3 separate regions of the Homo sapiens genome follow, and all the other regions are linked to region 1. Evidence: chromatin loops called from intact Hi-C (ENCODE). Cell type or tissue: dorsolateral prefrontal cortex. All regions are shown on one strand.

Region 1 (8,000 bases):
TCAATAATAATTGTACACAAGAGCCACATTTGGAGATTTTTAAAGTTTTTGCCACTTTTTGATTAGGATATGTTCAAATAAAACCCCCCAAACTGTTCTTTGTCATCAGCATTCTCCGAGATTCTACTGTTGTAATAATAATTCATTCTACTATACAACTATTTAGCAGTAAGATTATTAATCCCCGGGTACTTTTAAAAATGAGACCACATGTGATTATTTTATTCCTTGTTTTATGCTTAGCAGTCCTTCTTGTCTTCTTTTAGTAGAAGAGGCTCTCTTAACACTCTGAAAGAGAAAAATAAAACATTACCCAACTTAATTTGTTTATTAAGCTTTTTTAGCCTGAAAGGGAAATAGTCCAAATTTCAAAACAGGTTTGGAGAATGCGATACGTGCATTATCGAGAAGCATTCTCCGCCACAGATTTCTCCCCTCAAAAATGTTTTTTTCATACAGAGAATGGACCCTTGTTTCTTAGGTTAATTGCTGGAATATGATGAGGTTTGGTTGCATTTTTAGTAATTTCCGGATTCTATTCCAGGACATTTGGGATAGAGCCCAAGAGCTTAGCATGTTTTCCTTTTTTCATGGTAAAATTGTGCAAATATGCATTAGAGTGTGAAAACAAACAGTCTAATACATTTTTGCAAAGCTCTTTATGTTTACTGTTTATTGCAGATACCAGATCGTAATTAAAATGCGCTAACAAAAGCCAAGATACAAAGAACAAAGATATAACGAAACTTCATCTTTATAAAATATTTGTGATTAATCCTGGGGGATGTATGGCCTCACAACATTGCAGTGGAATTTTAAAAGCTTCTTCAGCCATGCCAGGAAGGCGATAAAATTCAGTACCGTCAGGTGGTTGGAGAAAGACGAACCATGCCGTGGTTGTTTTGGGGTGCTATCTGCTTCTTAGAGAGGTTCTAATAATTCTTTAAGATCTTGAGGTTTTTTTCACTCTACATTTGAAATGAATAACAATCAGCTTCCAAGGAAAAGTAAACAAAAAAAGAGACATTAAAAGCATATTGTTTGGGAGAGATGAATTTAGATCTGTGTTTTTCAGTTGACATTTTCTATATGAGTGTGGGAGAAATTGCTTTTTGTTATTTGCATGTTTAGCAGAACTAAAAAGGTAGATGAGAATATGAAGGGCAGTGTCAATTAATGGAAAAGATAAGGAATTTGGAGTCACATCAACTTAAATTTGAGCCGCAGCTCAGCCACTTTCTATCTTTTGGATGTTAGGAGGTTAGTGATTTAACTTTTTTCTTGGAGTCCCAGTTTTTTCATCTCTAACATGGGCATAATAATAGCGATCTTACAGACTTGTCGTGAGCATTAACCAAGATAAGCTAGGTAACACACCTGTGAGAGGCAAATACTTTTATCTCTTCAAAAGGAGGTGCATACCACAGCATGTGGGTAAAGAGGGCTGAAGGATAAAAAGAGGAGAGTCCAGTGGATGAGGAACCTGAAACATCACTTTAACCCTATTCAATTTTGTTTGCATTTTAAAATTTTCTCTTGAGCGCTTTCTCCTTTCTATTTAATTATTATAGAAGGGCAGATTTCAGGGGAAGTGTATTTTGTATTTTTAAAGATTGAAAAAACTTGTGGAAATCCTTTATCTATTTATTGCAGTGCTCCTCAAAGTGTGGTCTCTGGACTGACAGCATCAGCATCATTGGGTAGCCTGTTAGAAATAAAAATTATTGGGCTTCACCCCTCGCAGCTACTGAGTCTGGTGGTGGGGTCCCATAATGTGAGCTTTAATAATCTCTGTAGGTGATTGTGATGCACATTAAATTTTGAGAACCATTAATGTGTTGAGGTTTGGGTTTTTTTTTTTTTTTTTTGGTCTTCTTTTCTCTGTAACAGCAACCTTAATAATACACACAGCCCAACACCTACAGCTGTCTTCCTTGCACATACTAAAGAGATCTTGGAGATAGTATATCACAGTGTTTAAGGACACAGTAGGTAGATCAAACTATTTTGACTTATATCCCAGTTTATTACTTACTATCTCTGTCTGTGTCTTGGGCAAAATTTGTAAACTCTCTGTGCCTCAGTTTCCTCTACTGTAGAATGGGGATAATAATAATATCATACCTCACAGGATTTTTGTGATAATGTAATACACTTGAGACAGTGCAAGACAAATAGAAAGCATTAGAGAAATATTAGTTATGATGTTATTAACCAGTCTAAGAAATGTCAAATCTCAAATTATGGTATCTTTTTTCTTTCAATTGTTCTTCATTTTTTCAACAAAGATTCGTCATCAGCTACCTACAAGCCAGGCATTGTGAAACGTAGTGGAGATATGACAGAGAGTGGAGAATGAGGAGAAAGATCCAATCTTTTTTTTTTTGAGACAGGGTCTCACTCTGTTGCCCAGGCTGGAGTGAAGTGGCATGATCGTGGCTCACTGCAGCCCTGACTTCTGGGGCTCAGGTGAAGATCTGCTCTTTGCCTGTATGATGCTTAGAGGGGGAGAAAGACATAAAACAAATTTTCAAGTAATTAATTAGCCACAATTGTGATGAGCGTCAGAGGGTCAGTGAAATTTCCCCCAGAAAATCTGAAGCTGAGCCCTGAAGGATGGGTGAGGGTTGCCAAACAAGAAGGTGAGGGCAAACGTTATAGGAGAGAGAAGAGCATGTGTAAATACCCTGATGGCTGAGGGCTTGGTGCTTTGAAGGTGCTGAAAGAAGACCAGTGTGGGTGAGGGGGCAAGACAAGACTGAACTTTATCCCAGGGGTATTGGACAGCCACTGAGGGGTTTAAGCAAGAATGGGAAGTGAGTTGTTTTTTAAGGAAAGATTCCTCTAGCATAAGGAGGGAGGAATGGATTGGAGGGTGCCAGAGATGCTGCAAGGAGGCCGGTGGTTGTAGCCGCAGTCTGGGAGAGATGGAATGGTGGCTTGGGTTATGGTATGGGAAGACATGGAGAGAGGCTGGTGAAACTAAAGTATTGGGACTTGGTGAGATATGGGGCAGGAGACAGAGGGAAGTGTCAAGGATGTATCCTCTGAGGCAATTTGCTTCAATAAAGAGCAACTAGAAGCAGCAGTTTTGGGGGAAGATCTTAAGTTCAGTGGAGTATGAGGGACCTGTGGGATGTCAAAGAAAATACATAGATTGGGCGGTTGGTCATGTAAACATGGACAGCAGAGAGCAAGAGACAGACCTCTCCAATAAAGGGATTGCTTGGTAAGCGTATAGTAACTGAACTGAAGGAAATGGATACAGTTATCCAGGCTGACTTTAGACAAGAAGGTCTAGGATTGAGCCCCACAAACCACCAGCATTTATAAGTCCTAGGAGGACCAGGCCTTAAAGGAAGAATGGCCAGATGGACGAGGCTGGGATGTCACAGAAGGTAAGGAAAGAGGGAGCGTCCAGATGTAGGAGGGGGTCAACTACGTCAAACAGAATGGGAACTGAAAGGTGTCTATTTGACTTGGCTATAGAAGGGTGTTTGTTGACCCTTGTGAGAATAGTTTTTGAGGAAAAGTGGCTTGTGGAGAGAGTAGGAAATAAGAAAATGGAAATCATGAGGTTAAACATATTTGGCTGTGCAGTAGCAAAGTAGAAAAAAGAGGATAGTTACAGGGTGACATAGGGCCTAAGGGGGGTGGTTATTTATAGAAGAGAGAGTTGCACATGTTTTAAAAATGATGGAGAAAATCAGGGAAGAGAAAGAAGTAGAAGCTACCGTGAAGAGGGTGTGTTGATGGTGGGAGTTTTTGAGGAAGCAGGAGGAGGAAACCATAGCAGAGCTGGAGGGTTTGGCTTCAGACAGCCATAGAAAGTACAGGCAGCTCCTCTATTGTAACAGGAGGTCAGGGGGATGGGGTGGGTGCAGATGCTGGTGGGTTTGTAGGTTTGGTGCGGGAAGTTGAGAGGTTTCTGTCTGGTGGCTTCTATTTTCTCTGTGAAGGAGTAGGCAAGGCCATCTGTTGAGTGTGATAGAGTAGGCGTGAAGGTTAGAGATTTGAGGAAAATGAAGATGGTTTGAAATAGTCTTTGAGAGCGGAAGAGGGAGGCAAGCAGAGAAATGTAACATGGTTATTGTGCACAGTCAAGAATCCAGATGAGCCTAGCGACTGAATTTCCAAAGGTATAGATGTGTGTCAGCCCCTGCTCCCCAGGCTGATACTAGCTGGGACACAGACACACAAGGGTCATTTACAACACAGTGTGAGGTGAGAGGTACAGGGCATGATGAGAGTTCAGAGGAGGGAGGCTTCTTACTTGGGACCTAAAGATAAGTAATCATTGGCCAGATGAAGAGATGGAGGAAGAGTGTATCAGCAGAGAGAGCACATGTGAATAGGCCGAGAGGCGCAGGGAAACACAACTCCCTTGCGGGGCTGAAGGAAGTTCACAGGTGGAGCAGAGGGTGTGAGGGAGTGGGGGATGCCCGTGGGAGTGAGTGCCTAGAAGAGAAGCTGGAGAGGACGAGAGTGGGCAGCTTAAATATGACCTAAGCTAGTGGATTGCCAGGTGTGGTTTCTGGACCAGTGGGAACTGGCAGCATCACCAACACCCAGGAATGTCAGAAGTGCAAAGTCTCAGGACCACCCAAGACCTAATCTATCAGAAACTCCGGGAGTGAGCCCAATGAGCTGTGTTTTACCAAGCCCTCCAAGTAATGCTGATGCGCATCAAAGCTTGAAAAAGTGTTTCAAGCAATGGGGAGCCATTGATTAGCCTTTTTAGCAGGGGAATGACATATCGGGGAGCAGGTTTATAAAAGTTTCTGACCACGGTGTGGAAAATGGTAGGTTCTGTTTGTGGATTCCAGACAGACAGCTCAGCAGGGCTAATCCCTCAGCTGTGTTACTGACGCTGGAGCTGGGTCTTTCTGTCAATGTCTCCAAGTTGACCAGAAACACTCGCCCCCTAGGAAGCTGCCTGATGCGCACCTCTCCAACAGCTCTCTGCTGCCCCCGTCTGTCCACAGACCGCACTCACGGTTCCCCAGCCCACGCTTCCCAGTCCTTGATTGGTGCAGTTTCAGCATTATCCTGACTTTGGACCCTCAGCTTTGTCAGAGAGGTGGGCTTGGCTACTGTCAATATATACATGAGTTAGACACTATCATTGGACATTCTTTTAATGGATGTTCTAGAAAGCCCAAGAAGAGCACCAATTAAGCAGTTACCTTGAGATGGCTTTGAGGCAAGCTTTGCAAATTTTGAGATGAAGCTGTTCCTTATATTCTCTTGCATTTCCAGAAAACATGTTTTTTTTTTTTTTTTTTTGATATAGAATACTGAAATTTCTCCTGAAAATCTCTTTCAGGGTCTGAAGGCAACCTGTAAGAAAAAAGGAATCTATTTGAAGGCTTTTTCTTCAAGATAATGAAGAATGTGACATTAGAACACCTGGTATGGAATGATTCCATCAAATCCTACCACCCATACCTCCCTTTACAATTAAATTTTCTTGGTGGTTTGGCTAATCTGCACTTCATTTCATTTGGAGATGTATAGAAGGATGATTTTCCTACCAGCACAGATTGGATTGGCATAGCTGCTAAAAGATCATAGAATCATTTTAGGGAGAGTGACATAGGCTGCCTTACATCCAATGATAACAATTCAAAGTAGTATAATGTCTCCTAAACATGAGCAAGGCCATATCTCCCAGGTTGAATGCCCCAAAGATGGGGTTGCATCGGATTTGGAATCATCCAGGGCGGAGTTGTAATCTGGTTGTGTGACTTTTGGCAAATTACTTAACCTCCCTGGGCCTTCATCTTCTCTTTTGTAAAATGTGTTGTTGTGATGATTAGATAGAATAACATAATCTAAGGTACTTAGGAGATCAGTAATTATTAATTTTTGTTGTCTGTTAGTATGTGATCGAAACTTCAGCCTTTGAATATTTCTCTAATTACTTACCAATTCAATTTATCAAAAATATTCCCCCTTTTCTTGAGCTCTTATTTCATTCTTATATGACTCCTTGTGTAGTGTATATATATCACAGAGAATATGTAGGCCATCAGCAACTTTACCATGTGCCACAACTGTACACCCACACACATACCTGTATTCATGGCCATTCTTACATCTTTCTCTTGTGTCTCAGAGAAGCATGGTGGGATTAGAATCTCCCCTACCCCTCCCTATTTTTAAACTTCAAAAGGAGCTCTCTTTCCACTACATTCTACATTAAGCTAAGAAATAGTGTCTGAGAAGCCTAAGAATTCCATGCTTATAATGTACATTGTAGTACTTTCATTGCGCTAATAATGATGAGTCACTGAAGACAGGATAATAAGAAATGGAACCCTGGAAAGGTTAGTAGGACAGCTCTAGAATATACAATGACTATGGTCAAGATTTATGGTAGATTCTACTCTCCCCAAACTAGACATCTCAGTGTGGACCTTCACTCTAAACTTGCTTTATTCCTTCTCTCAATATGCATATATTGATGACATTATTTTTAAAATTAGTACTGCAAACTATGATGTGAGATGATATATGATAGTTTATGGTAAGTGTCATATCAGAGATTTGAGGAGTAGGGGGGTGGTTAAAGAATCAGTAGGGGCCGGGCACGGTGGCTCATGCCTGTAATCCTAGCACTTTGGGAGGCTGAGATGGGTGGCTCATGTGAGGTCAGGAGTTCAAGACCAGCCTGGCCAACATGGTGAAATCACGTCTCTGCTAAAAAAAAAAAAAAAGACAAAAATTAGCAGGGCATGGTGGCAGGCACCAGTAGTCCCAGCTACTCCGGAGGCTGAGGCAGGAGATTTGCTTGAACCCGGGAGGCAGAGGTTGCAGTGAGCTGAGATCGAGCCACTGCACTCCAGCCTGGGTCATAGAGCAAGACTCCGTCTCAAAAAAAAAAAAAAAAAAAAAAAAAGGATCAGTAGGAGGAAGAGGACATTTGGGCCCAGAGTAATCAAACAAAGCTATCAGCTATACCCAGGACCGCTATACCCAGGACACTGAATCATAAATTTTAGGAAGGAGACAGGACTTGTTAGGTCATAACAACTGGGGAGAATTCTGATAGGTGGAGTGACAGGGGAGAATATTCCAGGTAGAAACATCGTGAGCAAAGCCATGGAAAGGTGCATCAACTAGCTATGACTGAGGGACAGTGGGTATACCTGTTTGGCTGGAGGGGAGTGGTAAGATAAGTACTGTAGCAAAAGTACATTGAGTTTGATATGGTTTGGATGTTTTCCCCTCCAAATCTTATGTTGAAATGTGATTCCCAGTGTTGGAGGTGGGGTCTGGTGGGAGATGATAGGATCATAGGAGCAGATCCCTCATGAATGGTTAAGCACCATTCCCTTGGTGATAAATGAGTTTTTGGTCAGTTAGTTCATGTGAGATCTGGTTGTTTAAGAATCTGGGACTGCTCCCTTCTCTCTCTCTTGCTCTTGCTCTTGTCATGTGATGTACCTGCTCCCTCTTTGCCTTCTGCCATGAGTGGAAGCTTCTTGAGGTCCTCACCAGAAGCAGATGTTGGTGTCATGCTTGCATAGCCTGCAGAATCATGAACCAATTCTATTATTTCTTTTCTTTATAAATTACCCAGTCTTTAGGTTTTTCTTTTTCTTTCTTTCTTTCTTTTTTTTTTTTTTTTTGAGATGGATCCTTGCTCTGTTGCCCAGGCTGGAGTGCAGCAGCGCAATCTCAGCTCACTGCAAGCTCCGCCTCCCAAGTTCACGCCATTCTGCTGCCTCAGCCTCCAAAGTAGATGGAATTACAGACATGCGCCACCACGCCCAGCTACTTTTGTATTTGTAGCAGAGATAGGGTTTCACCACATTGGCCAGGCTGGTCTTGAACTCCCAACCTCAGGTGATCTGCCCGCCTCGGCCTCCCAAAATGCTGGGATTACAGGTGTGAGCCACCATGCCCGGCCTTTAGGTATTTCTTAATAGCAATGCAAAAATGACCTAACACCATTAGATTGAGAAATAGAAGAGGAACTTGGGAGCCAGTGGGCA
Region 2 (8,000 bases), 200 kb before region 1:
AAGATTTTGGGAAAAAAAATTACTTAACCTCTCTGAGCCTCAGCTATGTCATATATAAAGTGGGGACCTAACTCATAAGGTATTGGGAGGATTAAATAATATGATTAATATGATTTGCATAAAGTGCTTAGAAAAGTAACTAACACTTAGAGCTTATTCACTATCATTTGCTACGCACCTTCCTCCTCCTATTCCTCCTCCTACTACTACTGCTACTAATCTTCTACATTCTTTTCTTTCCAATGTAATAAGGCCACCTATGTAACATTTCTCGGCATTTGCTTCCCAGAGCATTTTTTTTCTTACACAGTTTGCTGGAATATTTTATTTGTGGCTGGTTCTAACTTTATGTTAATTGTGCTTTTTGTTTCCTGCAAAAATGCAGTGCCTTACTATTGCTGTATTTAGAATTGTAAATTTCAAATTCTATAAATAAAAAGTTAAATAATTTTACAGGAAGCTAGTCCTGATTATAAATGCAGACTAATGACTTTTTTCCCCTACACAAAAAAGAATAAAATGCAATGTTTTAAAATAGCCCCCAATCTGTTGCTTACAAACAGTATTAGATAGTATTGCTCTTTTATTGATTCAAAAACAGGTACTATTAATTATTGAGTAAGACCTAAATTGGTTAGTTTGTATAGGTTTTGGGTTTATGCTATGAAAATCCTATAAAACTACATCAATTTGGTTAATAATCTTATAACATTTAAAATTTTTTATACTTTTATTTTTCTAGTATTTCAACTCACAACATCCTTCCAAAGGTATTTTCTCATTTAATCAGAGTCAATTAACTGAGGGTGACCATTGTGTTCTGGGCACAGTACTTGGCACACCTCCAGGAGGCACCATTCACAGTGGACTGAAGTGGAAGCAATCTGCAGTTAGGCAACGTGCTCTCTATATATAACCATATATATTATCATGTTTAGTTGATGTGATCTTTACAAACCATATAAGGTAGAGTTATTCCTATCATCGATATTTTATAGATGAAAAAGGAGATTGAGAAAGACAAATTGATTTGCTCAAGATCCCAGAGTCAGTATCCGTCAGAACTAGAATCCAAATACCCCCGATACCTACTATTCACTCACTTTTGATTTGAAGGTCATCTACCATATTTCTAATCTTCAAATTCTTCCACATACTCGTCAACTAACTACAGTGGAGGCCAATTAACATCTCTTTAGAAATTACACAACTCAGGTATCTCTACAATTGTTATCAAAGGATGATTAGGAGAAATGAGACAACAAATTGTGGTCAGCAACAAGTGCTGAGTCTATCCTGGAACTCTGCCCAAGATAAAACCCAAGACATTTCATTACTAAAACTAAGACATTTCATTATAATAGAAGAGCACTTTCACAGTCTCACAGGGTAAGTAAGAACGTACTACATCAAATTTCCAAAAGGGACTTTTTAACTTTTTATTTTGAAATAATTTTATACTTATAGAAAGGTTGCCCAAATAGCACCGAATTCCCACATAACCTTCAATTAGGTTTTTCTAATGAAAACACCATACATAGCTATATTACAGTTATTAAAATCATAAAATTAACATTGGTTCAAACTATTAACTAAACTGTGGGTCTTACTCAAATTTCGTCAGTTACGCCACTAATGACTTTTTTTGATTCCAGAATCCTATCCAGGATTCCACATTACCTTTAGTTGTCATGTGTCCTTAGCCTCCCCCAATCTGTGGGAATTCCTTCTCTTTCATGACTGTAATATTTTTTAAGAGTGCTAGTCCGTTATTTTGTAGAATGTGTCTCAATTTTGAGTTTGTCTAACGTCTTCTCATGATGAAACTGAGCTTATATATTTTTGGCAAGAATATCATATAAGTGATGTGCCCTCTTTGGTGTATCGTATTATATCAGATGTTAATATATCTTATTACTGTTGATGCTAACCTTCATCACTTAGTGTCTATCAGCTGTCTCCTCCATAAAGTTACTATTTTTCTCTTTGTAATTATTAAACATCTCATGAATATACTTTTTAGACCTATACAAATATTCTATTTCTCCTTAAATGTTCACCCTTACTTTTGCTATCCATTAATGAGTCTTGCCTGCAACAATTATTACGGTGGTGTTTGCCTCATGGTGATTTTCTATTTTCCTCATTCTTTATACATTTATTAATTGTAATTTAAAAGAATGGTTTTTAAACTGTATCAAATGTCAAGGTCTCCAAAAAATTATCAAAAAGTTAAATGCAAAAAGCCAACAATAAATGTAGTGGACAACAGTATTTCATATTCAGTCATAATGACCTTAACTCCCTGAATCCGATGTCTAGCAGTTCCTTTTGGAAGGATCTGTGTTTGAGTAAGTCGCTAATGACATCTGTCAGCAGCTGTACTGTTTTGTTTTATATAATTGTAGCCTCATTTTTTATTGCAAGTAATGCATCACGATGCATATTTAAGGTTTTCCAAATAAAGAGTCTTGAGCAATCTATTTTAAAGTAGCTAATACCACAGCACATTTGAGGCTAAGGGGTAAGCATTCCTCAGGAACCAAAACAACGAGGATAGCAAATATTCTGCCCCTGCAAATCTGATCTCATTCCTCAACCTGAAACCTTGCCACATAAGCATAAAATTATACCAGTAAGGAGATATCTCTCAGAATGGTGAATTCCAGAGCTCCAATTTTCAAGACTATTATTCCTATGACAGGATGAGGACCTGCAAACATGAATTATAAGCTTAAATTATTCACTTACTCTTTCACAAAAGGAAAGCCCATCAATCTAATGCCAAAAGACTTCAAGTTTATTTCTAAAGGTTTAAAGAAAGTGGTTTATTTATCAAAACTTTATCCTCTGTGTTTGTTGATTAAATACTTCAGTCTTACACTGAGGTCAAAGAATGTCAACCAATTACTATGTAAGAGAAGTCCTACTTCATAGCACTTAACGTCACCCAGAATACACGGAATTATTTTAATAGGCAATCTTGATACACTATTTATTCCCAAGTATATTTCAACTATTATAAGTAAAACCTACTTAATCTAATATCATTCTTCAAACTAAAATCACAGTAAACTAGCAACTAGCACAGTGCCTGGCACATAACAAATATTAATGAGTAAGTACTGACAACAATCCATAATTTCTTCTAGACTACTTCCACTGCAGGCTACAAAAGTTGAAGTTTCCTTCTGCACATTCAAAAAACTACACATTTTAATTACTTCTTAAGAAAGATATTAAAATGACTCAGAATCTAATCTAAGTGATGTGGAAATATATTCCTAAACTTTATCATCCGAAAACTACAATATTTTTGTAAAGGACATCAAGTCATTTTTAAAAGTGATTTATTTTCATAATGGATATTTGGGAGACAAAAATACACGAGAAAACAGGAAATCCCACTCATAATTCTGATCTTACAAATTACTGTCATGATTAGTCCTGGAAACTAGTGCAAGATTATGGTTGCAGGATTTATGATGACTTCATTTTTGGGTGAAAATTTTAATTTATTCAAAACAAAACAAAACAAAACAAAACACTCTTGGTCTAAAGCATGGCCATGAGCAAGATTTTATTTAAGAGTCTTAACTATTAAACGGGGTCACTGGGGAAGTTGTGGTAGTCATTTTCTGACAGTTGCTTAGAAAGCTTACAAGGTACCTAATTTGTATCTGCATATTCTCTGAAGATAAATATAAATATAATATAGAATACTGCTAGCCTATGCTTTAAAACATTGCTTATTACTGAAATGTCTATTGGAGTAGAGTGAGAAGAAAGAAATTGGTTATGCAATGCTTAGGAAAAACAGCTTCCTATTTTCTCAGATCCCAAATGACCAGAGGAAAAGTCTAACCAGCAGGGGGAGATACAGAGGAGAGTAGTAAGACAAAGAACAGGCTATAGGCAAGAAAAGCAGTTATAATTATAGCTGGGAACACGGAATTTGTTAAAGGAAGTCTACTGTATAATTATACTTGAAAATTTAGCAAGATGCCCAGAGGCTGACTCGCAGCTGTCAGGAACTGGTAACTCTACTTCTGTTCATGCAGCGACCACTTCGGCAACTAAATCCACTATCCAGACATTACTAGAATTGACATTTAGAGTAAAGGAATAGATGGGTGCATGAAACTGTTTTTCTACAATGGATGAAAGCATCCATTTCAACAAAGTAACACTCTCTCTTTAGTTTCCTTTCTAGGCTTAGGTTTCCTCTTTGTATCCTCTCCCTCACAGAACCTAAACATTCTCATAAAAGCTATAATCTAGGTACAAATCTCTTTCTTGAATTCTGACTAGACCATGAACCAATTCTACTACCAACTACAACTCCAAATTCAGCATGCTTACAATGAAACTTATTTCCCACCACCCTCACCTTGTCACAAAGCTCTTTCCCCTTCCCCCCTACTTTTCTATTTCTCTAGTAGCACCAGCATTCTCTCAGGAAAACATGACAACTCATGTCTCTCTTTCCCCTTCCCGATCTCCTACTCTATACTGATTCAAAGCATCAAATCCTATTCGTTTCTCCTTAAAATTCTGTCATCTATCAATGAAAGATGTATCAATGTTCTAATCCCTAGTGTCACACAGAGAATGGGACCTTATTCAGAAATAGGGTCTTTACAGAGGTAATCAAATTAAACTGAAGTGATGAGGATGGGCCCAAACCCAATATGACTGATGTCTTTATAAGAAGGGTAAATTTGGATGCAGACAGACACTCAGAGGGAAGATTAGGTGGAGACACACAGAAAGAAGATGGCCATGTGACTGAAGTAATATAATACATCCACAAGCCAAGGACTGCCAGCAAACAACAGTAGCTGGAAAAATCAGAAAGGATTCTCCCCTAGAACCTTTAGCCTACACTTTGATTTCTGGACTTCTAGTCTCTAGAACTGAAACAATAAATTTCTTTTGTTTTTAGCCACTCAGTTTTTGGTTCTTTGTTATGGCATCCCTAAAAAACTAAACAGCACCATAAACTGAATTTGGACTCAATTTTCTACCATCATCAAGCCCGCTACTTATCTCTGAATAGCATCCCATCCACCGATTTTGTCATGGCAGATTCCTATGCATCATTCTTGCTCCTCTTTCAATTACTGAGGCCTGCTCCCTAAATACTATATATCTCTTTAATCTGTCGATCTTTCCATTTTTACATCAATAATCTGGTTCAGGCAATCACCATCATGCCCCTGGACTAATGTTCACGAAATAATCCCCATGTCCTTGCTTCTCTCTTGTTCATTCACCCTTAGCAAGCGGACTGTTTCTAAAATGCTAATCTGACCACACTTTCAGTGGATTACAGTTGGTAGTATCCATGGTCTCTCAGGATAAAGTCTGATTTTTTTTTAAATTTTAGATTCATGGGTAAATGTGCAGGTTTGGGCTTCTAGTGCACCCATCACCCAAATAGTGAACACTGTATCCAACAGGTAATTTCTCAACCCTCCCCTGTTCCAACCCCTCCCACTTTTTGAGTCCCCAGTGTCCCTTATTTCCATCTTTATGTCCATGCATACATACCCACTGCTTAGCTCCCAATTTTAAGTAGAACATGCAGTATTTTGTCCAAATTGTTTATAATGGGTGAAAAAACTTTACATGTTCTGGACTCCAAAACTAAAGAGAAAAAAAGAGACCATCACTCACTGCTCCCACGTCAAATAAACAGGCAAATATTTTCAGGTTCTGAAACACACCAATGCTTTTCACATCTGCTTGTAACTCTCTTCCCCTTATTTAATCATTCATTCATTTAACACATAAACACAGTGAGTATCCATCATGTGCCAAGTATAGTTCCAGAAGCTAGATAAACCACAGAAAACAAAGCAAAGTTCCTACCCTCATGAAGCTTACAAGCTTACATTCTAAAGACAGTGGTTAAACAGCTGATAAACAAACAAAAATAAATATACACAAACTCAGAAATTATTAAGTGCTTCAGAGAAAAGTAAAGCAAGCTACAGGGAATAAGGGAAGTTGGCGTAGGGAAAGGAGCAAGGTTATGATTTTATATAAGGTGCTCAGAGAACACCTCCCTGACAAGGTGACACTTAAGAAAAGACTTAAAGATAGTGGGGGAAAAATTTCTGTGGATAACTGAGGGAAGGGTTTTCCAGACAAAGGGAAGAGCAAGTGCAAAGACCCTGATGTGGAGCAGACTTGCAGTACTGAAAGACTGTCACTGAGCCACTGTGACTGCAGTAGGGGGAAGGAGCAGAATTAGTGCAGATGAGGTTTTAGGGGAGTCGAATGATATACTGTCTTAAGCCCATCGTAAACTTTTAAAAAATAATGAGCAAAATAAGGACAACAGTTGAACTTCTTAGTAGCCTGATCTGATAATCATTACAAAAGAATGACTTTGATCCTAGGTAAAGAACAAATCTGTGGAGTAAGGAAGCTAGTCCAAAGGGAGATAGCTAAGAGGATTCTGCAAAGTCCAGGTGACAATGGTGTCTTGAAATGGAGTAGAATATACAGATTCAATGCTATTTCTATCACACTACCAACAACATTCTTCACAGAAATAGAAGAAAATATTTTAAAATTCGTATGAAACTAAAAAAGACACCGAATAGCCAAGGCAATCCTAGGCAAAAAGAACAATGCTGGAAGCATCTCATTACCCAACATCAAACTATACAAGGCAACAGTAACCAAAACAGCATGGTACGGGTACAAAAACAGGCACGCAGACCAATGGAACAGAATAGAGAGCCAAGAAATAGGGCCGCACATCTATGACCATCTGATCTTCAAAACAGCAGATAAAAACAAGCAATGGGTAAAAGACTCTCTATTCAATAAATGGTGCTGGGATGACTAGCCATATATAGATGATTGAAACTGGACCCCTTCCTTACTCCATACACAAAAATCAACTCAAGGTGGATTAAAGACTTAAAATGTAAAACCCCAAACTATAAAAATCTTAAAAGACAACCTAGGCAGTACCATTCAGGACATAGGCACAGGCAAAGATTTCATGACAAAGACACCAAAAGCAACTGTAACAAAAGCAAAAATTGACAAGTGGGATCTTATTAAACTTAAAAGCTTCTGCACAGCAAAAGAAACTATTAACAGAGTAAATAGACAACGTACAGAATGGAAGAAAATTTTTGCAAACTATGCATCTGACAAAGGTCTACCATCCAGCATCTATAAGGAACTTAAACAAATTTACAAGAGAGAAACAAACAACACCACTGAAAAGTCGCCAAAAAACACAAACAGACACTTCTCAAAAGAAGACATACATGCGGCCAACAAGCGTATGAAAAAAGCTCAGTATCACTGATCATTAGAGAAATGCAGATCAAAACCACAATGAGACACCACCTCACACCAGTCAAATGGCTAGTATTAGAAAGTCGAAACATAACAAATGCTGGCAAGTTTCCAGAGAAAATGGAACACTTATACACTGTTGGTGGGAATGTACATTAGTTCAACCATCATGGAAAGCAATATCGTGATTCCTCACAGAGGCAAAAGCAGAACTACCATTCAATCCAGCAATCCCATTACTGGGTATATACCCAGAGGAATATAAATCATTCTACCACAAAGACACAGACACATGAATGTTCACTGCAGCACTATTCACAATAGGAAACACATGGAATCAACCTAAATGCCCATCAGTGACAGATTGGATAAAGAAAATATGGTACATATACACAATGGAATACTATGCAGCCATAAAAAAAGAATGAGATCATGTCTTTTGTGGGAACATGGATGGAGGTGGAGGCTATTATCCTTAGCAAATTAACGCACAACAGAAAACCAAATACCCCATGTTCTTATAAGTGGGGCTAAATGATAACTTATGAACACAAAGAAGGAAATAACACACACTGGCGTCTACTTGAGGGTGGAGGCTGAGATGAGGGAGACGAGCAGAAAAGGTAATTATTGGGTACTGGGCTTAATACCTGGGTGATGAAAAAATATGTACA
Region 3 (8,000 bases), 580 kb before region 1:
AGCCTCCCGAGTAGCTGGGACTACAGGCTAGTGCCACCACTCCCGTCTAATTTTTTGTATTTTTAATAGAGACAGGGTTTCACCACGTTGGCCAGGATGGTCTCGATCTCCTGACTTCGTGATCTGCCCTCCTGGGCCTCCCAAAGTGCTGGGATTACAGGTGTGAGCCACCGCACCCGGCCAGATCCTGTGTTTCTTACTGAACTGCCTAAATTCTTCATACATTAATGATATTATATTTTGCCAGTTACATCCACTACAAATATTTTCCTAATTTTTGGTTTGTCTTTTGATTCAGTTTATTTTTTACATATCTACTTTAAAATATGTGTTGTATAGTAAAATCCATTAGTTGTTCCTTTGTGATTTTCTCCATTAAAGGTTAAAACATCTTCACACTATTATTATTTGTCAATTAAAAATTTTAAAATAAGATTTAGGCCGGGCGCAGTGGCTCACGCCTGCAATCCCAGCACTTCGGGAGGCTGAGGTGGGCAGATCACGAGGTCAGGAGATTGAGACCATCTTGGCTAACACGGTGAAACCCCGTCTACTAAAAATACAAAAAATTAGCCAGGCGTGGCAGCGTGCGCCTGTAGTCCCAGCTACTTGGGAGGCTGAGGCAGGAGAATGGCGGGAACCCGGGAGGCGGAGCTTGCAGTAAGCCGAGATTGCGCCACTGCACTCCAGCCTGGGCGACAAAGCGAGACTCGGTCTCAAAAAATAAAAACAACAAAAAAAATTTGAAATAAGATTAAAAAGTCTTCAAGTAACTATTGGTCAGATTATTGGTCAGATAGGCACTTGCATTTTTATTTTTATGTTTGCTTGTTTCAGTGCACTTTGGAATTTACTTTTGTGTGTGGTTGATACTTTTTCAAAGATTTGCCAATTTTCCCAGCACCGTCTATTAACTATTTCCTTGCTTACTGAGTTGTGACGTCTTCTGCTTCAATTACTACATTTTATTTAGTTGAATTTCAATGTTAAGCTTTGCAATTGCAAAAGACGACAAAAAGTGTTCCTTCCAATCTTCAAGATACTTTGCACAAGAATCTCAATGTGTTTATATATATATAATATATATATAAACTCATTGTGTTATATATATAATATATATATAAACTCATTGTGTTATATATATATAAACTCAATGTGTTATATATATATAACAAAACCAACATTTTGTGGAAGAAAAATGCAGGGAGAGAAGGCTAAAGAGAAGAAAATCATGAAGGGGAGAAAATAATGGGTACAATACATTTCCTGTGGTGGAGAAAAAGGTGTTGAAAATATTTCAAAAAATTCATATAACAAATATGTGTTGAGTGCCTTCCCTATACCAGTCATCATTGTCCTAGGTGCCATGAAGTGGTGAATAAGACAAAAGCCTGCCCTCAGGGGCTTAGATTTTAGTGGAGACGTTGGGGAGACAGATTATAAATACACAAATGAATTATATAACTTCAGTTCATGATGATGGGATAGAGTGAATAGGGGAGGTGAAGACAGGCAGGAGGTTAAGAGTGGCCTCTCTGAGATGACATTTAGGCTGAGCTTTAAATCATGAAGAGGCATGGGAAGATGGGGGTGGCAGAAGTGCTCTAGCAGGAGGGAGGAGTTAGGTGCACAGGCCCTAAGCAAGGGCAAATAACAGAGAAGGCTGATGTGGCTGTAGCATGAGAATGAAGAGAAGGAGAGAGTGGAAGGAGATAAGGTCAAAGAGATAGGAAAGGGCTTCAGGAAGAAGACTGGATAGCCAGTGGCAATAGGAAGCCTTTGGAGATGTTTACATGGAGGTATGATATAACCTGTTATAAATTGACATTTAGTTGGCTGTTGTGTAAAAAATAATCTTGTGGGGGTTGGGAGGGAGGGGAAGACAAAGGATTCCAGCTAAAAAGGTCTTGTATAAAGAAAAAGACTAACATACTTTGTTCTTTTAAACATAACAAAACTAAATATCTGACATAATGGGAAGAAATATAAGTGACTAGGGTGTAAGACTACTGAAGGCAGGGATTTTGGTCTGGGTTTTTACTGGGCATCTCCTGTGTTTAAAATAATCAATCTGGCAGTCATTAAAACTCTGTTGAATGATCAAGTGACTATAGCAAATAAATTTTTATTTGTGTAACAAGACTCAGATGAAATGAACAAACAGAAAAGAGCTTCAGATAAGTCTCATGAGCTACAGAACTGGTCTCATAATTGCATGGTACATCAATATATGGAGCAAACAGATTTCAATCAGAGATGGGGAGTTTTATAACAACATTACACTAAGACAAGGTTCAAATTTCAAGTTTAAATTTAGCCATTTTGTTGTAAACTTCTTCTCATCCCTTAGACTATGAGTTCCTATGCAGCAGGAATTATAACTTATTTTTAACTCTCCAGTAACAGCAGAACACATTGTGTATATGTATTCCATAAATGTATATTTAGGCTCTTGGAATTCTACTGAAGAAAAGCTAACACATAGGCAAAATGCTTGAGGAAGAAAATTCGGACAACTTGGCAGCATTTATCATTACTAACATTTTAGTCTTCCAGAGTAAACTTTGAAATTACATTCTAATTTGAAATGATTCTGGTTTGACAAGTTAACTCTTGAGACATCTCAATATGATATTATGAAAGAACAAAACCATTCATCAACCCTTTCTGCCAATGTTAACTTCTTTAAAAAGTAGGATTTTAATGTTTTTTATTCCTACAGTGACCCTTAAAATTTCTATGTATGCAATCACAAATGTACACACAAGATGCATTTATAAGCTTATTGTGTAGTTCTAAAGACAGTTGGGAAACACATTTTTAATTTTGTTACTGAAATAATTTAAAAATATATTATAAAACTGTCTCTTTTCAATCAACAGCAAAAATCTAGAAAGAGATTATACAAGTAGGCACAATTTATGCAAGTTTATTCATGTTAGAAAAATGAAGTTGCCTAACTTCAAATTGTAACAAGTACTCTTATATTTATTTTTCGTCTTACCATTGACATCAATATATAGCATTTTTTATGCCTTTAAAATAACTTGGGTAATTTATTTAACAAAGATTCCTTATGTACATATGCTAAAATCTGGAAAATTGTTTTCAGCAATATGTAAAATTTCCTGATGATCTCTGAGACTACCTTTGTGATTTATAACTATCATCAGAAAAAGGGGACTTACCGGCTTTTATTCATGAGGTCTGCTCCTCGTGCTTTGTAATAATCTAAATTTGGATGGAATTGATAAGTCACTGGTCTTGGATTTCTCTAAAAAAAAATACATTTTTAAAAAGCTAGTTAAATGATTTAATCCATTAACATATAAGAGGACAGCAATGATCATTTTAATATCCCTTCAGAAAAGAATATGTATAATATAAAGTTTAATAATTAGTGTGATTGGGTTTTGCTTTTATTAAATTATTCCTTACTTCTGATTAAACACAAAAATTATTTATTTTTTCCTCTCTCATAGTTAATATTTATTCATCATTAGATTTCTGATGACTTCAAAATAAAATTTTCAAATATAACTTTCCTAAAATATGATGAATAAAATTATAATAACATCTAAAAACTATATGAGATGTAACACAACCACAAACTATGCCAAGGGATGGAGAGACATAAGGTGTCAAGGTAACTGCATTTCGGGGGAAGAGAAAGTCATTAGTTTTTTATGACCAGAATGCTAAATGTGTCCACTAGATGGCACACTGAGACTTTCTTGTTCCAAAATGAGTTATTTTCAGAATTCAGCAATTCTTTTAAAGTTAGCAATTTCTATGTCATCTATCCTTATTTATGAGTTTAATAAATGGTCAAAATATGCCAGGTAGTAGAAATATTACCAGGATAACCATTACTATACAAAAGCAAATTGACCAATGCACATTTTCACAAAAGTAGCAAAAACACTGCCCTTTCTAGAATGCAACATTATTTATAAACATTGCAGAAATGTCCTTGAATCATTAGGTCCACGGTGTCTGTTTATATGTGTTGCTATTATTTAAACATATCTATTATTTAAATGTTCAAATCCCTCACAGGCGAGTAAAAATTAAACAAATATACTTCTGCTTTACAAAAACCAATCATGTTTACAGCATAATTTAAATGAATACCATAATCTCTAAAATGTTAAATTACATATATTTACCATAAAAAGTTTTTAAAACCTTATAAATAAATGTGTTCTAATGTTTACCTGGGCAGATAATTCAAGTTAATAATTAGGTTTTTGAACCAAGGCATGCACTTCCTTTGAGATACATATCTGGACACGGAAAAGCTGCATATTATCTTAATAGAAAATTACCAATATGCGCAGAAATCAATCCTTGGAGACATAATTCCAAGGCACTGATACACTTGCATGCAGGCACGGGGGGGGTTGCGGGGGGATATAATTGCTAAGGTTAAACAGTTTGAAATTCATCAAGCGAACAAGCCGCATTTAATGGCCATGATGGACCTTTTCTTTTTCTGCTGAAAGGAGAATATTTATACAGCTCAACCCTTTCATATCTCTTCCAAGCCAGCCCTAATCATCTGACAAAAATGACAATCCCTTGATTTAGCTCCAGCTACTACTCCACTGGTTTGGTATTCAACACAGTTCTACAATAATCAAATCTGAATTGCCTTGATGAAGATAACTGATGCTTCCATGACGACCATACTATTAAGTCTAACAGTGCAACTTTTCTCTCTCTAGGAATTACATAGGTTTTCTCATGGTAGCTGATGACAACCTGGACCCAAGTATAATGGGAAAATAAAATAGAGGTTAAGGCCACTGGCAGATTGACAGTGCATTCATGATGTATTTTAAAAATTAACTTTCGCAGGACTATCGCTCATGACTAATTTTGCCCTTTATTCTCAGTACCTGGAAATACATTTTGTTTCTGCTAATAAAAAAAGACCCCTTTTCTCTGACTTCCAACAAACTACTAAAGGATTATGTTACTTTTTGCCATAAAATAATGAAAGAAGGGATCACATGGAGCAATTACTTGAAACATCTTTATAAAGAAATGACAAGCAATTCAAGACACAGAGTGCTGATCTATCTAAGCACTTAAAGCCATTATTAGGAATAATGATCTAACTTGAACATATAAATGAGGCTCAAGTATTGCTTTCACTGAGGCCTATTTAAATTCCTAAGAGACTTACTGGTATCAAAGGGAGAGGTAGTTTAAAGTACCACTGTACTGGAAACAAAAAAAAGAATCAAAAGATGATGTTGAAAAACAGCATTTGAAATGTGAAGAAAATAAAATCAGAGGTTATGGTTGAAAGTTATTCTTTTCTGTTGGGAAGACAGTGATGTTTCTAAAACATAAATATACAGACATATAGATGGATCTAGACCAGCACTGTCCAACAGTGGGTCACAAATATAAATTTCACCTATAATTTAAAATTTTCTAGTAGCCACATTTAAAAAAGAAAATAAAAAGGAAACAAGTGAAACTAAATGTGATATTTTATTTAATTCAGTATATCTAAAATATTATGATTTTAACATGTAATCAACATATACAGTTATTAATGAGATACTTCACATTGTTCCTTTTGTACAAAGTCTTTGAAATCCAGTGTGTATTTTATACTTATGGCACATCTCAATTTGGACTAGCCACACTTCAAGTGCTAAACAGCCACATGTGGCAAGTGGCTACTGTACTGGACAGCATAAAATGAAACATCTGAAACACCCGTACACCACTACATGGCTATAAAAATCAACATCTAGACATGAACAATAAAAAGGATACCAATATTTTTATACATTAAGATTCAGTAAGTACAGTTCTTCCAATTTACCTATAATTCTTCTCTTTCAATTAAGTTAATTTTATCTCTATTAAATAAGGTTTTAAAAAGTTAAGGAATTTTGGAATACCATCTCACACAAACAACAACCAAAACAAAACCAAATTGAAACTAGGTAACAGGTTCAAATCATTGTTAAAAATACATATATAAATGTACACATAAAGGTCAATGGATAGATAACTGGGACGTACCAAAATGATATCAATGGTTTTCCTAGGGGGACAAGATTAAATGAGCGGAATTCTCACTTTATGCAATCGAAATATTTTAGAAGAGATACTTGCTCCTTTTTTGGGGGGTGGGGTGGGGTGGGGGGGGAGACAGGGTCTCATTCTGTCGCCCAGGCTGGAGTGTAGTACTGCTATCTTGGCTCATTGAACCCTTGACATCCCAGGCTCAAGTGATCCTCCCACCTCTGCCTCATTGCAGCCTTGACATCCCAGGCTCAAGTGATCCTCCCACCTCAGCCTCCTGGTAGTTGGGACTACACGCATGCACCAACATGCCTAGATAATTCTTTTATTGTTTTGTACAGATGGGGTTTTGCCATGCTGCCCAGGCTGGTCTTGAACTCCTGGAATCAAGTGAACCACCCACCTCAGCCTTCCAAAGTGCTGTTATTACATGTGTGAGACACCACGCTTGGCTAATATTTGCTTTTCTTAAAGGAGTTTTTTTTTTTTTTTCAAATAAAACTTTATAAAAATATAATGATTTCTAACCTTTAAAGTTCTGGAATCTCCTCTAAAATATAAGAGCTACTAGAATTCTATATATGTAAAACTCTATATGTAAGAAAAATCAGACCCCATGAAAACTGTGATTTCTCATTGGGCAGAACATGTTATGTCAACACTTTAACATTATGTCTTCATCTGTATTGGAACAATTGGCAATTACAGTCATGTGTTGCTTAATGATGGGGATACGTCCTGAGAAATGTGTCATTAGGTGATTTCATCATTGTGTGAGCATCACAGAATATATTTTACAAAAATCTAGATGGTATAGCTTATTACACACCTAGGTTATATGATACAGCTCATTGACCCCAGGCTACAAACCTGTACAGCATGTTACTGTATTGAATACAGTAGACAGGTACAACACAGTGGTATTTGTGTACTTAAACATATTAAAACAGAAAAGGTACAGTAAAAACATGGTATTATAATCTTATGGGACCACTATCATATGTGTGGTCTGTTGTTGACCCAAATGTCATTATGCAGTACATGACTGTATTTTAAACTCATTTTGACACAGTCGGGACTTCAACTATCATGAGCATTTCCAAAACAATGTTTTTTTTTTTTTTTTTTTTTGAGACAGGGTCTTGCTCTGTCGCCCAGGTTGGAGTGCAGTGGCGCGATCTCGGCTCACTGCAAGCTCCACCTCCCAGGTTCACGCCACTCTCCTGCCTCAGCCTCCCGAGTAGCTGGGACTACAAGCGCCCGCCACTACGCCCAGCTAATTTTTTGTATTTTTAGTAGAGATGAGGTTTCACCATGATAGCCAGGATGGTCTCAATCTCCTGACCTCATGATCCACCCATCTCGGCCTCCCAAAGTGCTGGGATTACAGGCGTGAGCCACCACACCCGGCCGACAATGTATTTTTTTTTTAAATGCGTTTGTTTTGGTGAATTTTCCTTTCGAAGAAAGATAGCAAAATGGTAATCATATCTTAACTGATATTAGTCTGTGTGCAGAGGAATACCAATTATGTTCCATGTCCTGGGAAGTTTATATAACTATACATAAAGATGTAGGCTGGGTGCAGTGGTTCATGCCTGTAATCCCAGAACTTTGGGAGGCTGAGGTAGGAGGATCGCTTGAGGCCAGGAGTTTGAGACCAGACTGGGCAAAATAGCAAGACCACAGTCTCAACAAAAAATAAAAAAAATTAGCTGGGCATGGTGGTACATGCTGCTGAGGCAGGAGGATCACTTGAATGCAGTTTGAGGCTGCAGTGAACTATGATCATGCCACTGCATTCCAATCTCGGTGACTGCGAGATCCTATCTCTTAAAAGGTAAGACAGCCGAGTATGGTGGCACATGCCTGTAGTCCCAGCTACTTGGGAGGCTGAGGCTGAGGTAGAACAGCTTGAGTCTGGGAGGAGGAAGTTGCAGTGAGCTAAG

What was found. Peaks named below come from ENCODE experiments on the same cell type or tissue, not always from the same donor. Only the 100,000 strongest peaks of a DNase experiment are listed, where the experiment ranks them.
Region 2: it touches region 1 in a loop (19-fold over the local background); 74 of 110 quality-filtered maps call a loop at or near these places.
Region 3: a loop joins it to region 1, with 9 times the contacts of the local background. A loop is called at or near these places in 74 of 110 quality-filtered maps.

Annotation. Positions count from the first base shown.
Region 1 is chr3:17,836,445-17,844,444 of GRCh38, forward strand. No RefSeq gene overlaps it. Among named protein-coding and RNA genes, the nearest start is that of TBC1D5, 98 kb to the left of the region's middle. In dorsolateral prefrontal cortex, CTCF peaks have their summits at 4,979 (motif pointing left) and 5,179; DNase peaks (open chromatin) are centred at 3,883 and 4,967; H3K27ac peaks cover 1,239 bases.
Region 2 is chr3:17,641,408-17,649,407 of GRCh38, forward strand. All of the region lies in intron 1 of TBC1D5 (TBC1 domain family member 5), which reads right to left. Among named protein-coding and RNA genes, the nearest start is that of TBC1D5, 97 kb to the right of the region's middle. In dorsolateral prefrontal cortex, CTCF peaks have their summits at 3,858 (motif pointing right) and 4,060; no DNase peak of the experiment used is centred here; H3K27ac peaks cover 1,741 bases.
Region 3 is chr3:17,255,318-17,263,317 of GRCh38, forward strand. TBC1D5 (TBC1 domain family member 5) reads right to left here. Exons shown (of 23, transcript NM_001349074.2): 16 at 3,189-3,274. Among named protein-coding and RNA genes, the nearest start is that of PLCL2-AS1, 200 kb to the left of the region's middle. In dorsolateral prefrontal cortex, CTCF peaks have their summits at 3,714 (motif pointing right) and 3,916; no DNase peak of the experiment used is centred here; H3K27ac peaks cover 657 bases.